2 separate regions of the Homo sapiens genome follow, and region 2 is linked to region 1. A link is an interaction called in ENCODE POLR2A ChIA-PET data of the cell type or tissue named here. Cell type or tissue: GM12878. All regions are shown on one strand. Each heading gives the region's core, and the rest is flanking DNA. Links, peaks and the distances in the headings are about the cores only.

Region 1 (5,385 bases), core at 185-5,184:
TCAGGAAAGTTTGATCCACAAACACTGAATTGTATATCAGCTTTTTATAAACACACTGCAGTCAAATTTCCATTATTTTCTTTGCTTAACCTGCTGCCTTCATTTTATTAGAGTCTCATGCCTTTTCCCTAGTTAGGTTCTGTCTAGCATACCTCTGGTTCAACGTTATTGCTGCCCAAGAAAAAATGTCAGATTGTTTAAAGCCATAGAATGGAAAAACTGGAAGTGCCCTTAGGCCCAGCCAGGCCAAGCTAGTGCTGGAGCTCAGAGCTGCAGAGTCCAGGGGCCTCTCCACTCCACTCCACTCTGCTCCACTCTACTCCACTCCACTCTTTCCTTAGGATTCTGAGTTCTGACTCTTCCCTAGTCTAGAAGAATGCTCTGAAGTTTCTGGACAACCATGGGTTGCCCACTTTTTCAAATTAATTCTTCGTCATGGTTTTTGATGCTTCTCAATACTAGTCTGGGAAATTCTAGGCTTACACAGGTATATAATTGTCTATTTGGCAGCTGAGAAAAAGGACTCCACAGTGATGAACTTACCGAGGACTGGGGCAGTATGGGACAGGTGTTTGTCCTTGGTTCTTCCAGCTCCAGCAACAGTTTGGTTTTGCTGTGATCTGTTCTTAGCAGCTTCTCTGCTCATGTTCCAGCCTGTGAGGAACAAGGACATCTTGTTATATTTCTATTTGAGCCACTGCAGTTTTGGGGCCCTGTCACTTACATCCCTATTTTTTTTTCTTTGCAACTGTATGGGGCCATGATTTTATCTCCATTTCTTTCCACTTCTTCTTTAAGAAACTTTTCATGCTAATGTTTTGAGTTGTTTGTACACTCCAGCCCTCACCAAGGATTGCAAAGGGCAGGAAGGGCTCTGCTCCATGGGCTAAGGACTTTGTTTGACATCTTCATAACCAGCAGTGCTGGTGGTCACCACACCACGTAAGAGCCAAGGATACAAGTCCCTGTTCAAGGTGGGCAGTCTTTGCTATGCACTCCTTTTTTCAGCTGACACTGTCCATATAAGGCAAGTAGAAAGTGTGAACTGAGCACAGAATAAGAGTGCTTCATTCTGGCTGGAGGAGGGTCAGTCAGGCTTCCTGGAGGAGGCTAGTCTTAGTCCCTGTATCAACACTCAATTATTTGCTAGTAAATTATCAACATTGTGATTTCATCTATAGCAAGCCTTTTTCTTTCTAAATCATTTATTTAAATACCTTTATAAATGTATGAAGTATGTTAAATGCATTAAAATAAATTTAATGAAATCGTTTTTATTTGATAACGGATACAGGACTATTGAATGTTCTAGTCCCGCAGAAACTAAGAATATATGCCCTTGTACATAGTCATCACATAAATGCTGTCTTTGCATCACATGGATGGGGTGGGAGAAAGGCTCAGCCTCAGCACACTGGAAAATGCAGGTGTTTTGCCTCAGCCTAAGAGGCGATGCGGTCCATTTGCTGCAGGAAGGAGCTGGGAGGGACACATGCATTCCTAGGATGAGCATGACAGCTGCCCAGCTCCTCCTGACTCAGGTCTTTAGAGGCATTTCATTATTTCTTGGAAAGTGTTGCAAGCCTTACATTTTCTGACCTATCCATATCAATTCCAGGGCATAGATATATACTAAAGGATGTTTTGATTATCTGTCGTTTCAGATTATCTGCCTTACAGTCGTGGGTGTATACAGAGACATATGCAAACACATCTCCTCTAGTCACACTAGAGGAATTCAGCTGAATTGCCCACCATTCTCTTGAACTGACTGGGTGGGCCATGTTTCCACAATTCTCAGGGCTCGTTCCCACTGTGGCTTGTTTTCTCTTGCTGACCCATGCTTGGTGGAGTCTCCCTCCTCCTTTCTGTAATGAAGATGATCCCAGGCTTAAGGATTCTTCTAAGTCCTTCAGCCTGGAGCAGCCCATGCCTGGCTCTGTCCTTTTGCTTCCTCAGTCACTTCTAAAACATTTTGTGAGCCACATTTAACACCCAGCTATATTCAGTTTAGCATTTTATTATCTACTCCATGTTATCCATCCTGTATTTCAGAGTAGGAGTCTCTTACTGCTTATCTACTCCTTTTGTATTGATGTTTAGTATTGAGCTGTATTCGCTTCACACCCTGCGCAGTGTCTTCTTATGGATGTGAATGACAGCCTTCAATATATGCCAGAACAGTGGAAGATTCTACCCTTTTTTGATCTGATACTTTAGCTTAGCCCTTACTGTAATTCATGACAGAATGGGAAGGAGCTGGGACACCATGAAGATGCTCTTTATCCAGATACTGGGAACATCTGGGTCCCTTGCTGCAGTTGTACATCTGTCACCTGGCCAAAGCTAGGTAGCCCTTGGGGTGTGAAGGTGACAAATGCTTATGACAGGTGTACCATTTACATCATTCCTTACTAGGACAGTTTACTCCAAGGCCCTGCTTATTGCCGCTAAGAGAAAAGTGCTTCAGCCCCAGTTCATCCCTTCTCCAACCAATGGGGTATGGGGTGGGCTGGATAGAAACTGTCTTCTCAGCTCTTTCTTGAATGCACGTGAGCAAATCAACCCTTTTAATTACTTACGTTCTGAATCTCATTGCTCACTTTTTCGGAAAACAGGAACACCCAGAATGACCCCCTCAGCCCCACCCCACACTACACCTTAATAACGTAATGCCTGGAGCTGACAGTTGTTGTGGCATGCAGGAGCCATGCAGAGACAGATGTGACAAAGATGAACTGATCCCATTTTTAAGAGAATGAAATAAGCTCTTTAAAACTAATAATCAGGCTCTCTCTCAGGCTGATACACACTCAACTGTCGGTTTGAAGGATGAGACCCTGATGTGACTTCTCAGCAATGAATGATTCTCTTAATATCTTAAAAAAAAAAAAAACCCAGCCTTCTCATTGCTTCTTTCTAAAGAATTAACTATTACAGGATAGACAGATGAGAGACCTGGGAAGCACTGCTTCTGGAGGGCCTGAAATGCTCAGCTGGCAGTGTCTTAAACAGTTTACGAGTGTAGATGAACCCCAGAAATTGTGCTCCTTGGTGGGATCAGGGTGAAGAGCCACCAGGGAAGTAGCAGACATTCTGCCAAAATAGAAAGTCTAATCTGTTTCTCCACTTCCGTCACCCCGGGGGATGGGCAGACTGGTGTGTGAATGGGGAAGGAAGAAGAATGAGTCAGCATGCTAGGCAAACCTGGGTGTTGCTGCTGCTGCTGCTGCTGCTGCTGCGAGGCTGCCCTTAGCCCGCACTGGCTCTTTGAGCATCTCCGGACTCTCAGCTATTGTTACAGATGTGATGGAGAACCATGGGACGTGCCCTCTGCTATGAATCTTCCATTCTCTTGGCAGTCCAGTTGTATACTGTGCAGAATGAGCTGCCAGCACTGGAAATAACACCAAGGTTGAGGTAAATGTGCAGTATTACAAAGTGTCCAGACTACTTAGGCTCTAACAGCATAACAACAGGTAGAGGACCAAAGAGGGGCATCCAGATAAGTGGAGGTCTGAGATGAAAGATAGATGGGATAAGCATTCTCCTTCCCTGTATGGGTTTTAAGGGTACCTGTGTACAGTAAGCACAGGATAAACATTTGTGGAATGAATAGATGGACAGATAAAGGAGGACTCAGACTTGATATTTGCTGAATGCCCAGTAATAGTACAGAGGGATGTGATTGCACCTCCTTAGGAAGAGCAGGTGGAGAACAATCATATTGATATGTAATTTTTGATAGCAGCAGGAGCAGGAAAACGTAAGAAGGAGGTCATTCTGAGAACAAGTTGTCTTCTTGATCCACATTGCTTTTTATTTTATTTGACTTATGCATTTAGTGTTTATTGTTTCCCCAGAAGAGGCCTGTGCATGGTCGAATTCTCTCCATGGCTGTTCATGATTTAGGGACAGAGCACCCTGCACCCTGCCATGTGTACACTTCTCTTTATGAGGCTTACAACGTTTATTGTCTCATTCCTCCATTTGGCAAGGTCAACATGGCAAATATATAATTTCCATCTTTAACAGATGTGGACCCTGAGTTGGAGACATGAACTGACTTGTTTAGTTTCTCGCAGCCAATGAGCCAGCATGCCTTTTGGCTCAAATTCACCAGCATGACTACCCTTGCTAGATCCCAGCAGTGACATGGCGCTACCTCTGCAAGGGGCTCATGCTTAGTGGCATAGCACACCTCTTTTGCAAAAGGACTCTGCTAAGCCAAGCATGGCCCACTTTTAACTCTCTTCATGCAGTGGGATAAGGGAATTGATCAATTGCCAGCTCACCTCAGGTCTGGGCTGTTTTCCTATTTCTCAAGATTCATCCTTATGGTAATGACATTTTACATCTTAAAATACACTTCTTTGTCTTGGGCCAGATTTCACCAGCTGGAGTAAAGAAACTGTCTTTGGCTCTCCTGGACAGTGTCCAGGCATCTGGAGTAATGAGAGGGAGATGGGAATGAAGAAATGGTCCAACTCTCACGTTCCCAGTTCCTGAAACTGCCAAGGGTTTTGTAAAATTGTAAGAAGTATTTTAGAACACAAAAAACCCATCTAGTTCATTGGTACTCAATTCTGGCAGTACCTTTAGAATCACCTGGAGAGCTTTTTAGAAATGTCAATGCTGGGGCCTCCCCATGCCCAGGGACTCACTTTCAATTGGTCTGGAATAGGTCCTGAGTATTAAATGCTTTTAATAGCTTCTAAGTGATTCTAATATGTAGCCAGGGTTGGAAACTTATGATTTGTTCATCCTTAACATAAAAGTAAGGAAACTGATACCTAGAGAGTTTAAGTTAATCACCCTGTATTAGCTATCTATTGCTGCATTAAAATTACCCTAAAACTTAGTAGCTTAAAACGATAAGCATTTATTACTTCTCAGATATTCTATCAGTTAGGAATCTAGGAGCAGCCTAGCTAGGTCATTCCGGCTCATGGTCTCATGAAGTTGCAGTCAAGGAAGATGTTGGCCATGGCTGTAGTCATCTGATTGTGTGATAGGTCTATGGGATCCCCTTTCCAGGGTGGCTCATTCACACACTGGCAAATTCCTCCCGGTTCTTGGCAGGAGACCTCCAGTTCTTCAGCGCATGGACTCTCCATGGAGTTGTTGGGTTCTCACAACAAGAGAGCTGGCTTTTCTTAGAGCGAGTTATCCATGGAGAAAGTCATGATGCCTTTATGACCTTGTCTTGGAAATCACACCCCTCACTTCCACCACAATCTATTCACTAGACATGAGTCACTAAAGCCAGCCACACTCAAGGGGAAAGGGATTAGGCTCCACCTTTTGAGAGGAAGAGTACCAAAGAATTTGTGGACTTATTTGAAAACCATCCATGGCCAAACTCATGTGACTCCATGTAGTACC
Region 2 (5,385 bases), core at 275-5,274, 71 kb after region 1:
GGGATATAAATGCACTCAAGAAGAGGACTAGACTAGTTTAAGTAATCTTGTTTTGGTGGTCATGCTCATAATTGTATGACCTTGATAATGCTCTTAAACCCTTTTTTGTTTGTTTGTTTTTACTAGCAGCTTTAAAAAGGTATGACTACATGCCATAATATTCATCTTTTAAAAAGATACAAAATAGTGATTTTTAGTATATTTGCAGATTTGTGCAATCAGTATTACTTTCTAATTCCAGATCATTTTCATCACCCCACAAAATAAATCCTGTACCCATTAGCAGTTACACCCCATTTTCTTTCTATAGTTCCTGGCAACTACTAACTTACTTTCTGTTCCCATACATTTGCCTTTTCTAGATGTAATCAAACAATAGGTGGCTTCTTTTATTTGGCTTCTTTCACTTAGCATAGTATTTTTAAGGTTTAGCCATGCTGTAGGATGTATTGATACTTTGTTCTTTTTATGGCTGAATAATATTCCATCATATGGATATATTCTATTTTGTTTATCCATTCAATAGCTGATAGACATTCTGGTTGGTTCTACTTTTTGGTTATTGTAACTAATGCTGCTATGAACATTTATGTAGAAGTTTTTGCATGAACATATGTTTTCAGTTCTCTTGGGTATATACTTAGGAGCAGAATTTTGGGATATGTGGTAATTTTACACTTAACTTTTTGAAAAAATTTCCAAACTGTTTTCCAAAGCAGTTGCACCATTGTATATGCTCAGTAATAATATATGAGGATTCAAATTTCTCTGTGTTCCTACCAACATTTTCTGTCGTCCATCTGTTTTATTATGGCCACCCTAGAAGGTATGAAGTGGCATCGCATTGTGATTTTGATTTGCATTTTCCTAATTGCTGATGATGTTGATCATCTTTTCCTGTGCTTCTGGCCATATGTATATTTTTTGGAAAAGAAATATCTATCCAAATCTTTGCCCATTTTTCAACTGGGTTGTCTTTTTATTGTTGTATAGGGCTTCCTTATGTGTTCTGGATAGAAGTCTTTATCAGATATGTGACTTGCAAAATTTTCCTTTTATTGTATGAGGTGTCTTTTCACTTTCATGCCAGTGACCTTCGAAGCATAACTTTTTATTAAGTTTAATTTATTATTTTTCTTGTTCCTCATGCTTTGGTGTCATATCTGGGGAGGGTTTGCCTAACCAAAGGTCAAAAAATATACTCATGTTTTCTTCTAAGAAATTGATAGCTTTAGCTCTTGCCTTTAGGTTTATGATCCACTTTGAATTTATTTGGTGTATTGTAGAAAGCAGGGCTCCAGCTCTTCTTCTTCCTCCTCCTCCTTCTTTTTTATTTTTTATTTTTTTTTTGAGACAGAGTCTTGCTCTGACACCTGGGCTGGAGTGCAGTGGCGTGATCTCAGCTTACTGCAACCTCCGCCTCCCGGGTTCAAGTGATTCTCCTGCCTCAGCCTCTTGAGTAGCTGGGATTACAGGCGCCCACCACCATGCTCATCTAATTTTTGTATTTTTAGTGGAGACAGGGTTTCACCAACTTGGCCAGGCTGGTCTTGAACTCCTCACGTCGCCACCTCGGCCTCCCAAAGTGCTGGGATTACAGGTGTGAGCCACCACACCTGGCCCCTCCTCCTTTTCTTCTTTCTCCTTCTCCTTCTTCTTCTCCACTTTCTTCTTTTGCATGTGTATATCAGCTTTTCCCAGCACTATTTATTTATTGAAAAGACTTATTCCCCATTATATTATATTAGCACCCATGTCAAAAGTCAATGAGCAATAAGTATCAGGGTTTATTTCTGGACAATCAGTTCTGTTCTATTGATTTATATGTCTTTTCTTATGCCAGTGTCACACTCTTGACTGCAATAGCTTTGTAGAAATTTTAAAATTGGGAAGTGTGAGTCCTCCAACCTTGTTCTTTTTCAAGATTGTTTTGGCTATTCTAGGTCCATGGCATTTCAATATGAATTTTAGGGTCAACTTGTCAATATCTGTAGAAAGGCTCTCCTAGATTTGTTAATGCTCTCCTAGATTTGCTAAGCCTCAATTTTCTCACGTATTTAAAAAGATTGGTAATTCATGTCCTGTAGAGTACTTGTGAAGCCCCCCAAAATATAACTCTGCTTTAAATGTTTAAAATACTAATTTCAAATCCACATTTTATATTGTTTATCTCATTTTATAAAATTCAACCAATTTTAATCCTCATTTTCAGAAAAATATATTTTTGCCATATTTATTAACCTAGCATTGTCATCATCACACCTCTGGACTCACTGAAAACTGTGACCTTTCCCAGCTTACACAAGGACCAGATTGGTTCTACTGCCAGGTACCTGTGTTAGAATTGAAGAATTCTAGATGTGTAAAGGAAAATGGCCTCACCTACCTTAAGGTGGGATGTGGTTACTCTCAGAAAGGTGAGAAGGAAGGAGCAATTGAAAGGAAGGATGAGTAAGGAGAAATGGGGAACTTCTTTAACTGCTGGCAGTGTGTAGAGAATTAGACTGAAAGTGGCTTGTCTTCAGAGGCTGGTATCTGGAGGGCAAGGCCGAGGAGAAAATGTGTTCCTGCTTGCTACTCCACCTCTAGCTGGAAAGCCCCATTATTTGAATGGACCAGAATCCAGTAATCCAGTTTGTAGGTGTCTGCTCGGCTGTCATTTGTTCTCCTGGCTGACTGCAAATATAACTCAGAGTGATGAAGATTACAAGGAAGAGTATCTTGGCCAAGGTCCAAGGCTCTGAGGTTTTCTCATTCAGTCTGTCCTCTGAACTTAGGAGGGAGTATCGTACCAATTCTGCTGCTAGGCTCAGAGTAGTCTAAAGCAGAAAGCAATCAAACCACAGCTTTTTCTCTTCTCCTGTCCCAACTATTTATAGTAACCGATGCTACTGTCACAGTTATCTTAGCTCACGTTCACTGAAAGTAAGACCTTATGCTATGCATTACCTTCATATGAAGTCAGCACAGTTATTATTATCCTGATTCTACAGATGACAAAACCAAGGCACAGACAGGTTATGTATTTTGTCAAAATTATAAATATTTAAAGGGGAGTATGTCCAGGATTGATCCGAGACGTACCATGCTATACCATGTCAACCCTCTTCTGTTTCTTGTCTCTGTAGCTCAAATAGCATTTTCTCAATTTGGCTATACTTGGAGAATCACAGAATTAGCTTACAACCCTCAGGAATTAAGACTCTTAAGAGCAGTGGCCTAATTTCATTTCTTCAAGGAAGCACCTTCCAAGATTCCGTAGATTACACTATGGTTTCTTGTCTATGAATTCCTATTGCATTCTTTCAAGAAGTCAGCACCTGAGTCCATAACTATCGGATGGGTGTTTCTGAAGGCTGAGAACTGCCCGCCGTCTGGGTTACTGGCATCATTGACAATGCCGAGACATGCCTCTTCCTCTCTGAGATTGTTGTTAACTGGAGCAGGAGGTTCTCACTAAAAACATGCCGACTCCCTCCTATGGCCTTCATGATGTAACCATCATACACATTGCTGCTGTTCTATAATAATAGGTCACCATTCAGGGACAAACAGCAATGACTGACTCATTCAAGAGATGGCGAAGGGGTGAGCGGAGGGATGACCAGGTAAAGAAAGGTGTTTTTTAGCATTTTTCCTTACCTCAGAGCTCCATTGAAACCAAATCTGGATTGACCTGATTTTCCAAACCTTTATGTCTTTGATGGAGTCAGGAAGATGAAAGAAGCTGTTGTCTGTACAACCTATTTCCCCTTCTGTGAGTTGAACTGAATTGAAACTGCTCCATGTTTATCAAAGATCAGGCAAAGATATGAGCAATGTCCTGATGTCAGTGATACGGGCCAGTGTCCTGCCCATGGTCAGCATCCTGGGTCTCCATTATTGGAAGGCCTTAACATCTTCATGAGCAACCCTTTTCTTCCCCCAGAGGAAACTAAATTTCTTGCCCTGTCATACTAAAAACCTAGAGGGGGTTTTATCTATTTTACTTTGTTTTGTAAGCGTACATAAGAACTCCTGATTTCATTTTATGTTGTTAATAGTGGGTAGGGTTGTTTCTACTTTTAGCTCTCCTCTAGTGCCTCCCCACAGGGAAATCAGCCTCTGGTCCCTCCATGTGTTCAAGTGTACAGGCCTCTGGTTGCCCCCTGCCCCTCACACCCTTTTCATCCACCCTACATTATTCTAACTTGCCACTCTCTGAAGTTATGGAAGGTGAAGGCCAGGGAAATTGTGGGTATCAATATAGGACTTTGATTTTCATACCCCCTTGTGTATGTACATGCATTAGTGCTGTGTAACACAGGCTGTAATTTCTTTGGGAAAGAAAGGAAAAGTGAGAAACAGTTTCCATAAAATAAAAAGACCATTGGACCTGGCTCAAATTTGGAGTGGGGGAGGGAGGATCCCTTACCTGAAAATGTTGTATCTGTGATGAGTCATCTTGGTCTAATATGATTACCCTCATTTTCTATGGTGTATCTTTAGCTCTTTGAGGCTTCTATTATTGAAATACTACTAGCTCCATAAGTGGAACCTGTCTTAGAGTATATAACTGAGAGAGAATTTATATTAGGTTGGTGCAAATGTAATTGTGGGGTTTGTCATTACTTTTCGTTGCAAAAACAGCGATTACTTTTGCACCAACCTATAATTGAAAAGGTCCTTAGAAATCCACTACTCTGGTTCTTCGTCCTGCAAATGATATTCTCCAATAAGAGGAACTGAAATGACCTCCAAAGTCACTCAACAGCGTTCACATTAGAACCCAAAAAGCCAAAATCCTGATGCCCTGATTCTGCTGCCTACCAGCCACCTGTCTCCAGTTGAATAGCATTTTATCCAAGTTATAGAAAAGATGGCCACCCTCTGGGTGTCTCACCATTAGGTGATAATGTTCTCCTCACTCTGCTTTGTCTGCTTAAATTGTACTACAGGTCTAGCCCTGCCAAACCTCACCCAGGGAGCCCTCTGAGCTCTCCAATGAAATCGTTCATCAGAAAGGTCCTGCTCTATATGCTATTCACCACCCCATACCTGTTCCCTAATAGACATTCAACCCATATTTACCAGCACTTGACTACATGCCAGGGACAGGGACAAACATTGTGGAGGAGGCACAGATGTGTAAGCCTTCGTATTTACCATTAAGGAACTTCAACAGTAGTGGAAGAGAGAAGGTACAAACGTGTGTGCTCCTGCATACACACACCCACACACACACACACACATAGGCACAAACTTCAAGGCAGTAGGTGACAATTAATATATAACAGATATAACGAAAATGCTAGTGGTTTTGGAGGAGAAGTGAGAACCTCCAGCAGGGGTGAGAAGATGGAGTCTGTTTCTGAGGGAAGTGGCATTGAACTTTCCTTTTAAGTG

The links. ChIA-PET counts read pairs that join two places held together with the same protein. Peaks named below come from ENCODE experiments on the same cell type or tissue, not always from the same donor. Only the 100,000 strongest peaks of a DNase experiment are listed, where the experiment ranks them.
Region 2: POLR2A ChIA-PET joins it to region 1 with 7 read pairs; 1 of 35 experiments calls an interaction of 5 or more read pairs at or near these places.

The regions. Positions count from the first base shown.
Region 1 is chr18:44,836,192-44,841,576 of GRCh38, forward strand. All of the region lies in intron 2 of SETBP1 (SET binding protein 1), which reads left to right. Among named protein-coding and RNA genes, the nearest start is that of MIR4319, 130 kb to the right of the region's middle. RefSeq lists an enhancer at 3,278-3,427. In GM12878, for the core only: no CTCF peak of the experiment used is centred there; a DNase peak (open chromatin) is centred at 3,140; H3K4me3 peaks cover 702 bases; H3K27ac peaks cover 881 bases.
Region 2 is chr18:44,906,729-44,912,113 of GRCh38, forward strand. All of the region lies in intron 3 of SETBP1 (SET binding protein 1), which reads left to right. Among named protein-coding and RNA genes, the nearest start is that of MIR4319, 61 kb to the right of the region's middle. In GM12878, for the core only: no CTCF peak of the experiment used is centred there; a DNase peak (open chromatin) is centred at 2,693; H3K4me3 peaks cover 780 bases; H3K27ac peaks cover 2,430 bases.